Linked DNA regions of Mus musculus: regions 1, 2 and 3 are each linked to region 4. The links are chromatin loops, found by intact Hi-C in ENCODE. Cell type or tissue: left cerebral cortex. All regions are shown on one strand. Region 1 overlaps Washc5 (WASH complex subunit 5). Region 2 overlaps Washc5 (WASH complex subunit 5). Region 3 overlaps Washc5 (WASH complex subunit 5). Region 4 overlaps Fam91a1 (family with sequence similarity 91, member A1).

Region 1 (2,500 bases), 910 kb before region 4:
ACACCAGAAGAGGGTGTCAGATCTCGTTACGGGTGGTTGTGAGCCACCATGTGGTTGCTGGGAATTGAACTCAGGACCTCTGGAAGAGCAGTCAGTGCTCTTAACGTCTGAGCCATCTCGCCAGTCCGCAAGTTTTTTTTAATGCTCTCTAACATTTCATTGGTTTTACAAGCACCTAGCACTGCAGTCATTCAGTAAGTGGCACTATAAGAACATTTCTACCAGCAAGACTGTTACTATGTCCTTAAGCACTTCTTTATCCTTCTTCCTCTCTCCTAAAATGTTTTTAAAGTGAATCCTGTTTAGAGCCTAACATTTTTGTTTTTGGTTTGTTTTCTTGTTGTTATTGTTTTGTTTTTTATTCCTCTCATTCAGAAACAGTCACTAGTTCTAGGCCTTGTTCCTCTGACAGTTCCTGTTAGTGCCCCCTGTTGCCAGGCATGGCCCTTTAGCAGTACTCGCTGGGGAAGGGAGGCACAGTGTTGACTGAATTCTACCTTGGCCTCTTCCCACCAAGTGCTCACAGGCACTCTGTCCACCTGTTCATATTGGTGGGACCGACTAGAGGTGGGACACTGAGTCTTCGGATTAGAAATGAGCCTCACTCAGACCCTTTGACTATTAAATGTTTTCTCGAAGACTTTGGTTTCCCAGGTCATTTTTAGAAACGCTGTAGTTTCAACTTTTACTTTAAGGTTTATGAACCATCCACGTTATTTCTCGCCTCCAGTGTAAAGTGGGGGCAGGTTCATCCTCTTCCCTTTCCCCACCCTAAACTCCACCCCCTCCTCAGCATAGCCACGCAGGCAAGATTTTACACAAGTTCCAAGTGGGCAACCAAAGCGTGGTGTTGGGGCACATCTGTGCCACCCTTCTTCCACTCAGTTGACCTCAGCAGATTCTGTCCTCACCAACACTCAGAACTGTTGTTACACACAAGTTTAAAGCATTTCACCCAGATTTTAGCTGAGTTTACTGAGTAAGATGCTTCTGGGTATCTAGAATACCATGCTGCCATTAACTGATGTCAATTGGAGGTGATTTCTGTTTTCTTATTCACATTAATGTACATCTTAAATCTCTACCATAGAGGTATGAATAGTGCAAAACAAAATCAACAGTAATGATAAAAACTAAGTCTTTAGACTGTTAGAATGTCCTACCAACCCCACAGCTAGATTTAGAGGTAGCCCAGAACTACTGTTTCCTTAAAATAGTCTCCTGCCAGCAGTGATGATATTGATGAGGGCTGATATTTAGTGGACACTGTCAAAAGCAAGTAATTCACTGGGTATTGTAACTTGTTCCCTCACAGGCATGGTCTGCCGGAAGCCTGCCGACCCTGTTGACTGGCCACCGCTCGTCCTAGGTCTGCTCACGCTGCTGAAGCAGTTCCACTCCCGGTACACCGAGCAATTCCTGGCACTGATTGGCCAGTTTATTCGCTCCACAATGGAGCAGTGCACAAGGTACAGAGGGCCAGTCAGAAATAGTGGAACTTAATGCCACAAAGAGGGACTGCGACCTGTCAGGACAAATGCCTCTCATCACTGTCCTGACAGGACTGGCGATGATGCTTGAGGTCTCCAAACAAGTCAGGACAAGGAGCGAGCACCAGGTGCTCCTCCTGTGCTCCCCGCCAGGAAATGCCCTGTCGTTCTTCTGGCCGGGGCTGTGTAAGCCTGGGTCTTGGTGGAGATAGGAGACATGGTGAGAAGGCAAGCAGACCTGTGCCTCTGCCATGCTGGTTCCATCTCTCTTCATTCCTGCTCCTCTGCCTCTAAGACATGGAAGGAAGTGATACCTCAGTTTCATGGCCAGGCAAGTCTTTGTTAATGGTGTATAACAAAACAGGAATCGCAAGGTGCTGTTAGAGAACAAAACGTAAACCTTCAGTTTCTGCAAGCGCTATCTATGCTCCCTTCTGTTCACTTGTGGGGTTTCTAGGATAGAACAAAACAAACAAAAGTCATGGCCCTAGGACACTGTGTCAGCTCCACTCCGTGCTGCCTGAAAGGGTCAGCCTAGCTGAACATGAAGTTAGCGGATTGCCATTTGGTTATTTTTGCCCACATAGCAGATCATTCTGCTATGCTATGACCTTGTATGCATCAGCTAAGAGCTCTGAAGCTGAGCCCTCCTTTGGCTTCTCAAGACATTGTCTCACTGTTTCCCAGCCCGGCCCTGAATTTAGTCTGTAGCCCAGGTGGACATTGTATTTGAAATTTTCCTGCATCTGCCTTCAGAGTAGATGGGATTGCAGGTCTGCTACACCAGTCCCAGCTACTCATTTACTTCAAATGGGTGTGCAAACAAATGTAGCTGAAGGCCGAGAGGATGGGGATGTGTGGGCGTTGACAGGCATTGATTGTCTCATGGAGTCTGAAGGACATCAAAGGGAGATAGATGACTCTAGAGTGTAGACCTGTCTGTCCAGACTCTAGACAGACAGCAAGACCAAGTTATAAGCCAGAGGCGAGGTTACGATTGGCTTTGCTTT
Region 2 (2,500 bases), 930 kb before region 4:
AACAGATCTCTGTAGATAGCAGTTTCAGATTGTCTTTCTGCATCTGAGTGGCACAGTTGGACATTTAAACCAGGAGCACTATGGACAGATGGGACATGAGGAGACTAGTCTCCTATGAAATGGCGCCAGAAGACCCTGCCCAGCCACTGTGGGCAGTTAAGAAAAGCTGACCCTGAGATGCCTACAAAACACTGTACTTGGCTTTGTCTTTTTTATTCAACAGTGAGTCAGGGACTGCTAGCCACGTCATGAGTAGTTACAAGTTCAGTTGTCATTCTCCGTGCTGTGGATATATGGTATTTCCCAACCTGCTGTGGGTAAACATTTTGCTTAATACTTTTTAAATACTTGAGATGAAGGGAGATACTTAAGAATACATCTTATTTTGTGGGTGTTTTCTCCACATTTAATCAGTGGGAAATTCTTCTTCCTATTTCTAGCCTGTGACCCAAACAACAAGCGCCTTCGTCAAATCAAGGACCAGATTCTGGCAGACTCTAGGTACAATCCCAAGATCCTCTTCCAGTTGCTATTGGACACTGCACAATTCGAGTTTATACTCAAAGAGGTAAAAATAGTAAATGAATAGCCTTAGTCTTTGGGAGGTTTTTCTGTCTAAGAAAATATTTCAGAAAAGATTATGATTTAGTTATGTCTCTGACTCAAGCAACAGATTTTTTCCGTCAATGACTGTTCTTTAAAGAAAATGACAGAATTAGACATTTAACAATTATTTAGTTACAGGGTAAGTATACCAGATTGTGGAGGTTAATATAATGAGGTGTACAGAAATTAATGAGAATCACACTTCTGAAAATATGTGAAAACTGGGATTCGGGTCTGGGGAGATGACTCGGGGTAATGGCCTGCTGAGTTAGGGTTATTACTGCTGTGAGGAAGCGTCATGACCAAAGCAACTTGGGGAGGAAAGGGTTTGTTTAGCCTACACATCCATATCACTGTTCATCATGGAAGGAAGTCAGGACAGAAACTCAAACAAGGCAGGAACCTGGAAGTAGGAGCTGATGCAGAGGCCCTGGAGGGGTGCTGCTTTCTGGCATGCTCCTCGTGGCTTGTTTGGCTTGATTAGAAAAATACCAGCCCAGGGATGGCGTCACACATAATGACCTAGGTCCTCCCATATCAGTCACTAAGAAAATGCCCTACAGGCTTGCCTACAGCCCTGTCCTCTCAGATGTGTCAAGTTGACATAAAACTATCCAGTGCACTGAGTAAATTGAGGACTAGAATTCAGATCCCTTGAACCCACTTATATGCCAAGTGGGCATGGCAACCCACGTTTATTAACAACTTGTGACATGAGACAGGATCCCAGAGCAAGTTGGTCAGTAAGACTAGCCATACCTGCATCTCTCAATTTAGTTGGCAGACCCTTTCTCAAAGAGTAAGATGCAAGAGCAATCAAGGAAGATTCCCAGCATCTAACTTGGACCTCCATGTGCATCCTGACCCGCATACATATACAAATGTGCTTGCACCCAGACATGCACACTACAGGCATGTGAAAAATGGGGGTGTCTGCTAAGATTTGTCCTCTCAAGGAACTGAGCTAAATCATCGGCATCCCTGGGGACAGAAGCCAGAGCTTGTGAAAAGCATGGAGAAGGGTCTGCCATAGTAGTACACAAAGTACGGGGCAACAGTACAGCCTTGCTCAGTGACACCAGTCACATAGACAACACTTGTAGTGGATGTTAAACCCCGGCCTGAGGTCTCTACCTCACCTTAGATCGTTGAGTTCCTGGAGGAAAGACACATTCACATTCACAGTGTTTATATTTACACTACGCCTTAATCAGTATAATAACTGGGCAGCTGCCTGCCCTCTGTGCTGTTAGAATCTATTTTCCTATTGATAACCCCAAGTTATTCCATCTGGGCTGCTCTTAACTGCAGTTGGGCAGCCTTCGGGGCTCTGTTGACTTGACTCTTAACCCATAGCTGCTTTTCCTTCCCCCTCCCCCTAGCACCTTCTTCTTCTTTGTCCCCTCCAACCCCAAGCCTACAAAACCTAAACCCCACCTATGTCTCTTCTGCCCAGCTATTGGTTGGCATCTTTATTTACCAATCACAATTAACTGGGGGCAAATTAGCACTAGAATACAAGCAGCATCCAGCCAACCCACTAAAGACACTGGTCCTTTGAGAATATATTATCTTGGCTACCTGTCAGGCCTGAGCTATCTGACTAATCCAGTCTGCATCTCTAGCAACAGTCAATTCACTGGACTGGAAGCAGCTTGCCTCTGTCAGTTCACATAGGGAGAAAAGCAGAGAGACTGAAGGAGCACAGTGTATTGTGAAAGGTGCTGGAAGCTGGGGATTGAGCAGAAGTGGGTCTGACTTCGGACACTGCAGCTCACTCTCTGACTTTTTTTCCTGCTTCTTCAATGCTCTCACTGACCTAGAATGGTTAACGTCTCAAGTCAGTGCCTGGGCTTGCAGTGCCAGCTTCATAACCTGAGTTCAGTCCTGAGAA
Region 3 (2,500 bases), 920 kb before region 4:
GGAAGACGGAATAAGGAAAGAGCTGGTTAAACGCGTGGCTTTCGCCCTTCACCGGGGACTGATATTCAACCCTCGTGCCAAGGTACACATGCCCAGAATGGATCTGTCACTCAACTCCCAGAGTGCACTGGGACACCATTTGGAGCAAGTGCCTTCTCTCTCCTGCAGAGCCAATATATGCTTTATGGTGACAACTTACATGCTCTTGATTCTTTCTAAAAAAAAAAATCCCTTTTAAAATGATTCTCTCTGTTCATCCTGTGTTTTAAGAACTGAATTGATGCTTATGACTAAGAGTTACTTACTGTCCAAAGAACTTGTTTACCATAGCACAGATAGAAACTGGAAAGACTGGTTTTTTTTTTTTTTTTGATATATGTTTCCGTTATCTATTTGAAAGTATGATAATTTTCCTAAAGAGAAAAATGAGTAGACCATAAATTTTTGTGTAAGGAATGTTTCACTTCAACAAATTCAACTTAAGTGTTAGGTATACAATATTAGATGTGTTCATAAATTGATACTATTGAAATCATCAATGTTCATCTTTATATCCTTTGTATGAGGCTTCCTTCCCAAATGAGGGATGTCTATTCTTGGTAGAGTGTCTAACAGCACGACCTGCCAGTGAACCTGGCTGCAGGAAGAAACCTTTCTAAAGCTTTGACGATGTCTAAACCCATGACTATGGTGCCTTAGTGTGTCAGTTAAGGTCTAACAGACATGTTAGTGTTGACCGTTTGCTCCTGTTGATAGTTTTCTTGTTGTCTCTGTGTAGCCAAGTGAGTTGATGCCCAAACTGAAAGAGCTGGGGGCCACCATGGATGGGTTCCATCGCTCCTTTGAGTATATACAGGACTACGTCAGCATTTACGGTCTGAAGATTTGGCAGGAGGAAGTCTCTCGTATTATAAATTATAACGTGGAACAGGAGTGTAATAACTTCTTAAGAACAAAGGTATTGAACAAGTTTTTTTTTTAATTTTTGACTATATCTGTTATCTCTCATATTTAAAATACATATTCCACATCTCAGCAATACCAACAAGAAAGTTTTGTTGTTGTTGCTGATTTTCATCTAAATAATGCTACTGAAAATGGTTGAGTCCCGCAGAGCACCTTTCAGAGACTTGCCGGTAAGAGGAGAGTGGGTATGGACCTGGCCTCAGGGAGCTCTGTGTTAGGAGAAAGCAGATGTCACTAAGTGGCCTTAGTTAGCAGCAGCTGATATGCTCATTAGAACACAGTGACTTGAGAGTGGGAACCTTGAGACCTCTCATGACCCAGTGCTGCTCTTTGGCTTGTGGAGGAACCGCCAGTCCATCCACAGCAGCACTACAGGCCTCCCTCCCTCCCTCCCTCCCTCCCTCCCTCCCTCCCTCCCTCCCTCCCTCCCTCAGCAGGGCATGGGCGTCCACCTCCCTCATGCCCCAGCCAGCACTTGCCACTCTCCACTTCTGAGCCTTGTAGGGCGGGAATGGACCTGGTTTGGATGCCTGCTTCCCTAATGACTGTCTGTTTATGGGCCGTGTGTATCTTCTTTGAAAAATAGCTATGAAAGTTGTTTTTTATATCTAATGAACCACAAAATATCAACAAAGTCAAGTGCCACTGCTTTTACACAGCATTTAACAAGGCTGACACATGCAGGTGACACTTTCAAGAGGTTGTTGAAGTTTATGATAATTTACATCTCTAGATTTCATTGTCCATCTCGACTCACAAGACAAAAAAACCATGTTTCTCCGTCTCTCTTATTTCTCACTTTTCTGCAGCCCAGCTAGCCTTCCAATCACTACTTAGCCAAGAATGATCTTGAACTTTCTGTCCTCCCATCTCCACCTCCCTGGCGGTGGGATTACAGGCCTGCATCACTGTACCCGGCTGCTGAGCTGCTGGAGTGGAACCCTGGGTTCATGCTAGGCACACGCTCTACCCACTCAGCCACACCTCTATCCCTTCCTTTTCATGTTCTGAGTAGCATTTGAGGAGGGAGGCCTTTGGTGGCCATTTAAAATGTTTTCTCTTCAAAACCAAGGAACACTTAATTGTTCCTCTTCATGCACTGCTTGTAAGATTGTGTAAAGAAAAGATAACAAATTACACTATCAGAATTGAACTAGACATTTATGATTTTGTTTTCTAGATTCAAGACTGGCAGAGTATGTACCAATCCACTCATATACCAATCCCGAAGTTTGCACCTGTGGATGAGTCTATAACATTTATTGGTCGACTCTGCAGAGAAATCTTGCGGATCACAGACCCAAAGTAAGTATTTCTGAGTGTGACTGAGCTTCAGTCCTCCCGACGCCCATGCCTGTGTCACTGATGTGTGCTCCCTTGTCCTTAGTCCAGCACCCAAGCACTTAATAAGAGCCATTATCTACTGAGCACTGGCCCATGTCCCTTCTTAGCATGTCCCCCGAGTCTGCATACTCACTCCTTACAGGCATCTGAGGTGGCAGGCCTTGCTGCTGTTACCACTTTACAGATGAAG
Region 4 (2,500 bases):
TATCACTTGTCCCTTCTTATGGGCAAAGCCCAATCGGCAATACATTGAAACAGCATTCTGAAAGGAACAGAAGGAAAATTAGCATTAAAACAGACATCAGATTATTTGAAGGAAAAAATTACCTTCCAAAACTAAGCCTCTGGTGATGTGCCAGAGTTCCTCCTGTACCGTGCCCACAGAACAGTCTGAGCCAGGACTGCGGTCCCTAGATCCTCTACTAAGGAGGCTGGAGTTACAGCTTTAACAAGATACTGACCAGGCTGCTTCTCGGTGCCCACATTCATGTGAGTGCTCTATTTCATCCCACCTGGTGGAAAACAGACTAAGGGCTTCCACCTTGCCCTTTCTCGCTCTGCAACCATCCCTCTACCATGCAGACTCCCTCAAGCAGCCAATAAGAATCAGTAAGTAATGTATCAAGATGAAAATCAACTAGCAAAATCCACCCAGTACTCACATTACAACGGGTTAAAAAAAAAAAAAACAAAAACAAAAACATACCTTCACCAGCGATAAGTCTATCTCAAGGACATTTGCAAGCTAGAAAACAAAAGTGAAAATTACCGTTCCATCTCAGAATTATCAGTAAGTCCTCTCAAGAATGTTTTTGCCACACTTACCTCTGCAACATTAGTGTGTTCATCTATAGACACAAATATCTTATAGAGTAGGGTTTCAAAATAATCACCTTGTACCCGATTCATTACAAAGCCTTCCAGAGGGGGGACTGAAATAAACAAAACGGACTTTTCTCAGCACTGGGTTTCATAAAACAACAGAGTGTAACTCAAATGCCTGTGCAAAAAGAGAAATCTTTCAGAAATTGAATACAGCTTCTATGCAATTCATCCACTCCATAGCAACCTTTCAGAAGTTCCCACAATTAAGGCCCACACAACATCACCTACACAGAGCTGTCTGAAGGTTCACAAGGAACTCTCAATTACTGAGGCAAAGAGAATACTAGACCGTTCAGCCTTAGTGAAAAGACACGAGCGGGGCTGAGCCTCAGAAGGGTTGAGAGAGCGGTGCTTTTGATGCCTATAGGCCAAGAAAATGTGCAGCAGAAGGAAGACTGACTGTCAGAGAGTTAACAGACGCCTTGGGAACAAGTGGAGGAAGGTTGGCTGCCTCCCCCATCTCTAGTTCACCCTGAGAAGAAACAAGTCCGCAGAGGTCACTAAGGGGCCAAAGGTCAAGACCAGCACACAGCAGCCACTGTGGTAGAGTGTCCATTCATATTCAAGCTCTCTCTCTCTCTCTCTCTCTCTCTCTCTCTCTCTCTGTTTTGTCCAAATGCTTTCATCTGATTTAGCAGCAAACTCTGCCTAGTACAGTAAAGAAGGCGTGTGCTTTTGTTCACATTCTTCCATGTGTACGCATCCCTTCAAAACATCCTGGGAAAGAGCCAGCAAAACAGCACTGGATGGATGGCAAGCCCAACAACCCACACTCAGTCACCCACATGGCAGAGAGAATTAGACTCCTGAAAGGCGCCCTATGACTTCCTTTCACACAAACACAACATGTCCATGGAACATATGCACTCATATACACAAAGGAAAATGTAAAAAAATGAAATCTCACAGAAAAGTGGAGAGCACAGGCCACTACATTTTTTCCAGTAATAAAAACTAAGGGTTCCTTTTTAGAAATGTTTAGCAGGGCTGGAAAGATGGCTCAGCAGTTAAGGGCACTGACTACTACTTCAGAGGTCCTGAGTTCAATTCCCAGCAACGACATGGTGGCTCACAACCATCTGTAATGGGATCTGATGCCCTCTTCTGGTGTGTCTGAAGACAGCAACAGTATATTCACATACATAAAATAAATATATACATCTTTAAAAAAAAAAGAAAAGAAAAAAGAAATGTTTTAGCAATTCCCTACCTAACAAGTTAAAACTTATGCTACAGTACTGCTGTGTCCAAGCATTTCCTGAATGAATACTTGCTAGGTGCTGAACACCTGCCAAATACAATGCATTCACCACTTCATCTTTTAGCCGTACAAGTTGTACAGTATTACAATTATCCCTTCCTTGGTGATACTAAGGTCCTAAGAAGTTAGACATTTCAACATATAATTTATATCTGGATAATAACATGAGAAAACTTACAGAAATATAAAATCAGTTTCTAATGTGTATTAAATTAACATAAAGTATTTAGTAAAATCCAGCTTAAGCTATGGGTCAGAAGCCAGCTGTGCATTTGTCCTTCTAAGACCCTGGCCACTGGGCTGGAGAGATGGCTCAGTGGTTGAGAACATGGTTGTTCTTGCAACTCCAGCTCTAGGTACATATACTGTAGTACATACACGTGTACATGTAAATACATAATAATAAAAACACTTTCTGAAATAAAAGATACTGGTCAGCCAAATACAATAAAAGCATTATTTCATCTCAAATATAAAAACATGTTTCAGACAGACTGCAAATTATTTAGAATTTTGTGTGTATGTATATTATATAATTCTCCAATGAAAATCTTTAAGT

What was found. Hi-C counts contacts between places; a loop is a spot of excess contacts. Peaks named below come from ENCODE experiments on the same cell type or tissue, not always from the same donor. Only the 100,000 strongest peaks of a DNase experiment are listed, where the experiment ranks them.
Region 1: a loop joins it to region 4, with 6 times the contacts of the local background. A loop is called at or near these places in 6 of 42 quality-filtered maps.
Region 2: it touches region 4 in a loop (8-fold over the local background); 2 of 42 quality-filtered maps call a loop at or near these places.
Region 3: it touches region 4 in a loop (7-fold over the local background); 7 of 42 quality-filtered maps call a loop at or near these places.

What each region holds. Positions count from the first base shown.
Region 1 is chr15:59,334,057-59,336,556 of GRCm38, reverse strand. It overlaps Washc5 (WASH complex subunit 5), which reads left to right. Exons shown (of 29, transcript NM_153548.3): 27 at 1,316-1,469. Among named protein-coding and RNA genes, the nearest start is that of Sqle, 20 kb to the right of the region's middle. In left cerebral cortex, no CTCF peak of the experiment used is centred here; no DNase peak of the experiment used is centred here.
Region 2 is chr15:59,353,902-59,356,401 of GRCm38, reverse strand. Washc5 (WASH complex subunit 5) reads left to right here. Exons shown (of 29, transcript NM_153548.3): 10 at 441-568. Among named protein-coding and RNA genes, the nearest start is that of Washc5, 19 kb to the left of the region's middle. In left cerebral cortex, no CTCF peak of the experiment used is centred here; no DNase peak of the experiment used is centred here.
Region 3 is chr15:59,343,796-59,346,295 of GRCm38, reverse strand. It overlaps Washc5 (WASH complex subunit 5), which reads left to right. Exons shown (of 29, transcript NM_153548.3): 18 at 1-82; 19 at 779-958; 20 at 2,147-2,271. Among named protein-coding and RNA genes, the nearest start is that of Washc5, 29 kb to the left of the region's middle. In left cerebral cortex, no CTCF peak of the experiment used is centred here; no DNase peak of the experiment used is centred here.
Region 4 is chr15:58,428,219-58,430,718 of GRCm38, reverse strand. Fam91a1 (family with sequence similarity 91, member A1) reads right to left here. Exons shown (of 24, transcript NM_145959.3): 9 at 621-727; 10 at 502-540; 11 at 1-57. Among named protein-coding and RNA genes, the nearest start is that of Fam91a1, 14 kb to the right of the region's middle. In left cerebral cortex, no CTCF peak of the experiment used is centred here; DNase peaks (open chromatin) are centred at 884 and 1,429.